3 separate regions of the Homo sapiens genome follow, and regions 1 and 2 are each linked to region 3. A link is a contact called in ENCODE Hi-C or POLR2A ChIA-PET data. All regions are on one chromosome and are shown on one strand. The core of a region is the stretch at or near the end of the contact, and the rest is flanking DNA. Distances in the headings are between cores, read along the strand shown. Region 1 overlaps SLC7A7 (solute carrier family 7 member 7). Region 2 overlaps OXA1L-DT (OXA1L divergent transcript). Region 3 overlaps TRD-AS1 (TRD antisense RNA 1).

What was found. Hi-C counts contacts between places; a loop is a spot of excess contacts on that map. ChIA-PET counts read pairs that join two places held with the same protein, here RNA polymerase II (POLR2A). Pooled maps may share reads with other maps.
Region 1: a loop to region 3 is called in a pooled map, with 3 times the contacts of the local background. The contact joins two enhancer-like sites. A Hi-C loop is called at or near these places in 2 of 37 single-sample maps with no recorded cell type and 2 of 50 pooled maps. POLR2A ChIA-PET finds 5 or more read pairs at or near these places in 1 of 52 experiments (B cell).
Region 2: a map of heart right ventricle shows a loop between it and region 3 (4-fold over the local background). The contact joins two enhancer-like sites. A Hi-C loop is called at or near these places in 2 of 168 maps with a recorded cell type or tissue (A673 and heart right ventricle), 2 of 37 single-sample maps with no recorded cell type and 11 of 50 pooled maps. POLR2A ChIA-PET finds 5 or more read pairs at or near these places in 2 of 52 experiments (OCI-LY7 and activated B cell).

The regions. Positions count from the first base shown.
Region 1 is chr14:22,788,983-22,791,682 of GRCh38, reverse strand. All of the region lies in intron 2 of SLC7A7 (solute carrier family 7 member 7), which reads left to right. Among named protein-coding and RNA genes, the nearest start is that of OXA1L, 24 kb to the right of the region's middle. Within about 2 kb of position 1,267, at least 5 of the 41 ENCODE cell types and tissues checked have a DNase peak (open chromatin) inside an H3K27ac peak, as active enhancers do; they include B cell, where a contact is called at or near this core.
Region 2 is chr14:22,711,720-22,714,419 of GRCh38, reverse strand. The region is part of intron 2 of OXA1L-DT (OXA1L divergent transcript); the gene reads left to right. Among named protein-coding and RNA genes, the nearest start is that of OXA1L-DT, 53 kb to the left of the region's middle. Within about 2 kb of position 1,404, at least 3 of the 41 ENCODE cell types and tissues checked have a DNase peak (open chromatin) inside an H3K27ac peak, as active enhancers do.
Region 3 is chr14:22,382,477-22,385,176 of GRCh38, reverse strand. The region is part of intron 2 of TRD-AS1 (TRD antisense RNA 1); the gene reads left to right. It also overlaps TRA. Among named protein-coding and RNA genes, the nearest start is that of TRD-AS1, 99 kb to the left of the region's middle. RefSeq lists an enhancer at 814-1,523. Within about 2 kb of position 1,321, at least 3 of the 41 ENCODE cell types and tissues checked have a DNase peak (open chromatin) inside an H3K27ac peak, as active enhancers do; they include B cell, where a contact is called at or near this core.

The DNA of each region.
Region 1 (2,700 bases), core at 18-2,517, 410 kb before region 3:
GTGGTAGAGTATTTTGGAGACACCAGGGTATTAGCAGGCCTGAGTATGCCAGTTGTGGGGTTTGGCCTTCCCCCAGGAATAGTGTGCATCTGACTATACACAGACCCAGCCTAACCTAGAAATGTGCAGTTTTTCTGAGCAACATGTGACCAAGAGCTTGCTCACACCAATTAAGCCTAGGGACTGCTATCCTTCTGCTAATTGCTGTGGGATGAATGATGTCACCAGTCAGAAGATAGCTGAGATGTCTCACTGGTGACGTGAAGTTTAAAGTAGCAAACTGAGTGGCAGGTGGAATTTTCGTCTCTTTGTCAGCTGAAGGCTGTGTATGTGAAAGAAAAAAGAACACAGAACAGAGTTCCTAACCGTAAATTCTAAGATTCTAAGATACCAGAAAGATAAACTCCTGGTAAGGGATAGAGGAGGTTTATAGGGATTGGGAGAGATGTGTATAATAAGGCTTTAGAATGGAAATTTTAGAGGCAAGGAGAAAAATGCCTAGATAAAAGTATAAATCTGGGTATTTTGGAGACTACATAGCAGAGAATAAAGGCAGAGAGGAGTTGCTCAGTAACGCATTTGGAGAAAATGGGATGGAAGATCAGAAATGATGCTTTTGAACTCTTATCTACAAATATTACAAGTAAGGCTAATAAACGTATTTGACCTTTTTTTTTTTTTTTTGTGAGACGGAGTCTCGCTCTGTCACCAGGCTGGAGTGCAGTGGCGCGATCTTAGCTCACTGCAACCTCCGCCTCCTGGGCTCAAGTGATTCTCCTGCCTCAGCCTCCCCAGTAGCTGGGACTACAGGCGCACACCACCACACCCAGCTAATTTTTGTATTTTTAGTAGAGACGGGGTTTCACCATGTTGGCCAGGATGGTCTCAATCTCTTGAACTCGTGATTCGTCTGCCTCCGCCTCCCAAAGTGCTGGGATTACAGGCATGAGCCACTGTGCCCGGCCCGTATTTGACCTTTTACTGAAAGGAGGAAACAATTTCATAGGCATCAGCGATATTTGATTAGAATATGATAATGAAAGAGTATACTTTGTTCAAAAATGATGATTTGCTAGAAGAGCTGGGATTCATGTAGTACATTAAAGAGAGAGGTACATACTTGTTTGAGGATCTGCTATCATAAGGGATGCCTGCCTTCTTTGCATAAGGTCACATTTAGATTCTTTTGATTGCAGTGAGAGGGAAATTTCAGTACACCAAGATCCAGTGAGCTGTCAAGGGTTTCACTTCCCCTTTCTCCATTTTTCAACAAATGTAATGAATAGTACCACCCAGTGCTACTTCCAGTTTTCTGCCTGCAGTTAGGTTTTTTTTTTTTTTTTTTTTTTTTTTTTGAGACAGTCTTGCTCTGTCACCCAGGCTGGAATGCAGTGGTGCAATCAAGGATCACTGCAGCCTTGACCTCCCCAGGCTCAAGCAATTCTCCCACCTTAGCCTCCTGAGTAGTTGAGACTACAGGTGCACGCCACCAGGCCCAGCTAATTTTTGTATTTTTTGTAGAATCAGGGTTTCTCTATGTTGCCCAGGCTGGTTTCAAACTCCTGAGCTCAAGGGATCAGCCCACCCTGGCCTCCCAAAGTGCTGGAATTACAGGAGCGAGCCACTGTGCCCAGCCAACATATGAGTTTTCTATTGCTTCTCTAACAAGTTACCACCAATTGAGTGGCTGAAAACAACACAAATTTATCATCTCATAATTCTGGAGGTCAGAAGTCTGAAATGGGTCTCACTGGGCTAATATGAAGTAGCACTGTGTTTCTTTCTGGAGGCTTAAGGAGAGGATCCATCTTCTTGCCTTTCCCAGCTTCTAGAGTCTCATGGACCCTTCCATTTTCAAAGTCAGCAGTAACTGGGAGAGTCTTTCTCATATTGTACTACTCTGACATTGACCTTTCTGCCTCCCTCTTTCATCTTTAAGAACTTTTGTGATTACATTGGGCCCACCCAGAGAATACAGAATGATTTCCCTGTTTTGTCACTTGATTAGCAATCTTCATTCTGTCTGCAACTTTTTTCTTTTTTTTTTTTTTTTTTGAGCCAGAGTCTTGCTCTGTTGCCCAGGCTGAAGTGCAGTGGTGTGATCTTGGCTCACTGCAACCTCCGCCTCCTGGGTTCAAGCAATTCTCCTGCCTCAGCCTCCTGAGTAGCTGGGATTATAGGCACCCACCACCACACCCAGCTATTTTTTGTATTTTTAGTAGAGACGGGGTTTCACCGTGTTGGTTAGGCTGACTCATGTTGGTTAGAATTCCTGACCTCAGGTGATCTGCCCGCCTTGGCCTCCTAAAGTGCTGGGATTACAGGCATGAGCCACTGCGCCTGGCCTCTATCTGCAACTTTAATTCTCCCTTGCCATGCAATATAACATGGCTCACAGGTTCCAGGGATTAGGGGGTGGACATCTTTGGGGGGCCATTAGTCTACCTACCACAAGTGATAGCCCAGCTTTCCACCGGAGGTGGATGAGCAGCACTCTGAAGTGATAACTTAAGGTGGATTCTTGCCCAAATTCTAGGCTTGTAAGTTAAATCTGGTTAGTGAAGTACGAGCAGAAGGGTGGGAAATCATTAGTAACGTGTATGAATTCACTAAGAACAAGCCATACTCTGCTAACCTCACTTTTTGGTTCAATTTTAATTTTTTTATTCAAATATAATATACAGAAGGAACAGTGCAATC
Region 2 (2,700 bases), core at 155-2,654, 330 kb before region 3:
GTAATATCATCCTCCATCCTCAAATATTAAAAACAATATCCCAGAGAACGTGTACATTCCCTGCGATATTTGGAGTAATATTATCCCCTACCCCCGCTAGATATTAGGAACAATATCACATAGGAGTGCACACCCCCTGCGATATTGGGAGTAATATAATCCTCTTTCCCCTTGGATATTAAAAACAGTATCACAGAGGGGGTGTACGCCCCCTTCGAAATTGGTAGTAACAACATACTCTCCCTCCCGGGATATTAGGAACAATATTACAGGGTGGGTGTACACTCACTGCAATTTTGGGAGTAATATCATCTGCTCCCTTAATGGATATTAAGAACAATATCACAGGCGGGGTGTTTTCCCCACCTGCGATATTGGGAGTAATATCATCCTCTTCCCACCTGAATATTAGGAATAAAATCACAGGGAGGGTGCACACCCCCTGCGATATTGGGAGTAATATCATCCTCTCCCCTCCTGGATATTATAAACGATATCACAACGGGGGGTGTACACCCCCACGATTTTGAAAGTAATATCATCTTCTCCCCAACTGATACTAAAAACATTATCACACGGATGTGTATGCCTCCTGCAATATAAAGAGTAATTTCATCCTCTCCCCTCCTGGATATTAGGAAGAATATCACGGGGCGGGGCTTTGTACGCCCTCTGCAATATTGGGAGTAATATCATCTTCTGCCCCCTGGATATTAAAAACAATATCACAGAGGGGGTATGCAACCCCTGCGATAGTGGGAGTAATATCATCCTCTCCCGCCCTGGATATTAGGAACAATATCATGGTGGGAAAGGTGTACACGCCGTGCGATATTAGGAGTAATATCATCCACTTCCCCTCTGGATTTAGAAACAATATCACAGGGGAAGTGTACACCCCCTGCGATGTTAAGAGTAATATCACGGCTGGGCGCGGTGGCTCACGCTTGTTATCCCAGCACTTTGGGAGGCCGAGGCGGGCGGATCACGAGGTCAGGAGATCGAGACTATCCTGCCTAACACGGTGAAACCCCGTCTCTACTAAAAAAAAAAAAAAAAAATACAAAAATTAGCCGGGCGCGGTAGAGGGCGCCTGTAGTTCCAGCTGCTCGGGAGGCTGAGGCGGGAGAATGGCGTGAACCCGGGAGGCGGAGCTTGCAGTGAGCCGAGATCGCGCCGCTGCACTCCAGCCTGGGTGACAGAGCGTGACTCCGCCTCAAAAAAAAAAAAAAAAAAAAAAAGAGTAATATCATCCTCTCCTTCCCTGGATATTAGAAACAGCCTTACAGAGAGGTGTATACCAACTGTGATCTTAGGAGTAATATTATCCTTTACCCCCCTGGATATTAGGAACAATATCACAGAAAGGTTGTACAACATCTCGATATTGGGAGTAATATAATCCTCTCCACTTCCGCATATTAGAAACAATATCACAGGTGGGGGTGTACATCCCGTGCGTTATTGGAAGTAATATCATTTTCTTCCTTTCTGGATATTCAGAACAATATCACAGGAGGGCTGTACACTCCCTGCAATATTGCGAGTAATATTATCCTCTTCGCCCATGGAAATTAGGAACAATATCACAGGCAAGGTGTACACCTCTTGAGATACTGAAAGTAATATCATCCTTTCCGAACCTGGATATTAGGAACAATATCACGGGGAGTTGTATACTCTCCGCGATATTGAGAGTAATATCATTTTCTCCCTGCTATATTTTAAGAACAATATCACAAAGGGGGTGTACAACTGCTGCAATATTGGGAGTAATGTCATCTTTTTTCTTCTGGATATTAGGAACAATACTACAAGGGATGTGTACATCCCTGCAATATTGAAAGTAATATCAACCTCTGCCACCCTGGATATTAGGAAAAATATCACAGGAGGGGTGTACACCCCTTGCATTACTGGGAGTAATATTATCCTCCCCTAACCTGGATATTAACATCACAGGAGGGGTGTACACCCCCTTCGATATTGAGAGTAATATTATCCTCTCCCTCTCTAGATATGAGAAACCATATCACAAGGTGAATGTACATTCCCTGCAATGTTGGGAGTAATATCATTCTCTTTACCCCTGGTTTTACACCCCCTCTGATATTTGTACTAATAGTATCCTCTTCTGTCCTGGATATTAAAAACAATAGCACAAGGTGGGTGTACACCCCCTGCAATATTGGGAGAAATATTATGCTCTCTTCCCCTGGATATTAGAAACAATATCACAGAAGGGGTGTACACCCCCTGCGACATTGGGAATAATATCATCCTCTGCGTCCCTGAATATTAGGAACAGTGGTTCACCCCCCTGTAATATTGGGCATAATATCCTCTCTCTCTCTCTCTCTAAATATTGGGAACAATATCACAAGTGAGGTGTACAGCCCCGGTGATATTGGGTGTAATATTATCCTCTCTCACTTTGGATATTAGGAACAATACGAAAGAAGGTGCATACACCCCCTGCGATATTGGAAGTAATATCATCCTCACTCCACCTGGATATTAGAAACATTGTCACCTGGGGGTTGTACCCCCCCTGTGAAATTGGGCATAATATCATTATTTTCAACTGTGGATATGACGAACAGTATCACAGAAGAGGTGTATGACCTGTGCGATATTGAGAGTAATATCATCCCTTCCCTTTTTGGATATTAGCAACAATGTTACAGAAGGGGTCTACAC
Region 3 (2,700 bases), core at 72-2,571:
ATTTATACATTTCTGTGAGTGCTGAGACACAAGATCCAGCTGCTTGTTGGCTTAGCTGTGTCGTAGAGTTGGGCTGGATTACCTTGGTCTTATTCATAGTGCCTGGACAAACAGGCAACCCTCCATACACTATCAGCTCCAGGTCTTGGAACCAAAGTGAAGCCAAAGATCAGAGTCTGTGTCTTCCTTCCCTCTCTCTTCATTTCTGGAAACATCACAAGAAAGAAGAGAAATTCTGCTCAATTTCATGGGATTGTGAGGGTGTTGTCATTTGGAGTCTAATGTGGATCAGTGGGAACCACAGCCCGTGAGCTTCCCACATCTCCCTTGATCCCCCGTCATGTCATGTCTTCTCTGAGCTTAACTGAGTTTAACCCCCAACTTGCAAGCCAGGAACTGGGGAACGGAATTTAATTTTCCTTGTGCATCTACTGCATGCCTTCAACTTCCCCACAACACTGACTCATATAACTTTCACAGCCAACCAAGGTATGTATTACGTTCTCGTTTTATGAACAAAGAGGACCTAGGAGGTTAAGTAACGTTCGCAAAGTTTTAGAGCTAATTGTGCTAGAGATAGAACTTGAATCTAGATATAAAGTTCTGACAATTTCTATGACCATATACAGCGAAAAGGAAGGAGTAGGCCAATTCTCCTTCTTCCTCTACCTACCACTGTCTTTGTGAAAGGGTCAAGCAATGCTGGGAGGGAGGAGATTCCTTAGCTGTGTCCTTTCCCAGTAGCTCCACTCCCCAGGCCTCCACCACATGTCATGAATCTAATCACTCCAGTGGTCAGCTTCAACTTTCAGCAGGTGCTGGGATTTGGCCAGGGCTTGCCCTGGTAGTCATGTGAAGGGAACAGCCCAGTCACTGTCACATCCTTAGCAGCCCGCTGTCACTCCCAGTGTCCTTAGGGCCAGAACTGACCAGCATCCCAGAAATTCCTGAGCTGAATCTTGTTCCCAGGGACTACTGAACCCCTGAGAAGGAGGGTGGGGGAGAGCCAGATACCCCCACCCACCACTGTGCTTTATCCTCTGACAGGCTGGACCCGAGTGAGGAAGATCAGTGGCAGGAGTGACCTCCAGCCAGACTCCTTCTGCCCTTCACTTTCCCACAATGGGAGGGTGGACCCGCTTGCTCTGGGCCAGTTTCTCATGGGCTTCTCTGAAGCAGGTACTTGCCGATGTGGGAATCCCCATACTCTCAGGGGACCCTGAGATGTTGGGGACTTCCACCCCTCAGAAGAGGGAGGTGATAAAGTTGGCTGGGACCTGCAGGCTCGTCAGCCTCAACTACGTAACAAGTGGCAGGGCTTGCCTGCTTGTGAGAGGCTCTGTTGTCTTTGGAACAAGTTGAAGGAATTGACATTAATATTTTTGAAGTAAACATAGGCCCTGGAACTCAAGGCACAGGCCAAGCACCCCTCAGGTAAAGCTGGGGCCAAGGTGAAACAAGCAGATGCAGGAAGTGCAGCAGACGAGTGGCCAGAGGACAGGTGTAAACCCCAGAGAACTGGTCAGGACTGACTGCAGAGAGGGTGGCAGACACCGTCACTTCTGGCACAGGCTCAAAGGGGTTTGCAAAGAAAGAAAAAGGAAGAAGTGTTAAGACAGTCTGACGGGTGATGAGTGTTCTATTAGGGTGGGATTTTTGCATGTGGGAGAGGACTTCTGATTGGTTTTCAAGTAAACTTTTCAATCTTTGATTCGTTTACTATGTATTGGTAATACATGGGGATTTTCCAGGCTGGGTAGGCCCATACGAGTTTTCCAGTTTTCACTGAATTTGAAAATATGGTCGTCTGCTTTGGGTCTGAGTCTCACATAAGCAATTCTCAACCCCAACTCTGCCTTCTAATCTTAGGTCTTGGGCAAGACTGTTAACCTTTCTGGGCCTCAATTTCCTTGTCTATAAAAGAAAAGGGTTAAACTATGTGATCATCTGGAAACCAACTCTAGGTGCTGAGAAGGCAGAGGTCCCTTCCAGGTGGCCCACCCCTTCCTCGTCCCCTGCAGTCCTCAGGCAGCAGGCTGCCCTTCTGCAATCAGTTTACTTCTGGAAGCTGCTGTAGATACTCAGCCTAATTGGATTTTCCGTGTGTAAAGATGTGAGTAGAGTCACAGAGAGGTTTCCTCCAGGCTCTGAAGGCCTCCAGGATCACTCTGGATGACAAATAGAATTTAATCAGTTGATCAGTGTGCCTAAATCCTCTTGTCATGGTGGTGATGTTTGCAGTTCAATTTCATTTTTATAGAATAAGGGATTCAGTGATTTGGTGAGAAAGGGAGGTGTTTCTTTTGTAACCATGATATTGCCATATTATTTAGCCCCGATTTGAGTGTGGTTCTCTGTTGAGCACCATCCCCAGTGCATTAAATGGAAAGAAACTTCTCTCTTGAAGCTTCCAGTCTGAATCAGCAAGGTGGTTCTCATATGAAAGGTAGACAGATATACAGGCTAGTGCAAAAACACCAAAAAGTTAAACCTGCCTTCCCATGAAGTTGCCATATCTTTGACATTGTGAACAAGCACCAGCAGACAAGTGAGCAAGGAATTAACCATGAGAGTAACATTCCTGTCCCAAATTCAGAGCCATTAATGGTTCAGGAATAGGTCTAGGAGTGCCGAGGTCCTTAGCTGGCACCATCAGCCTACTCCTCTCCCTGATGGATGTGAATAGAGGAAGGAAGGAGA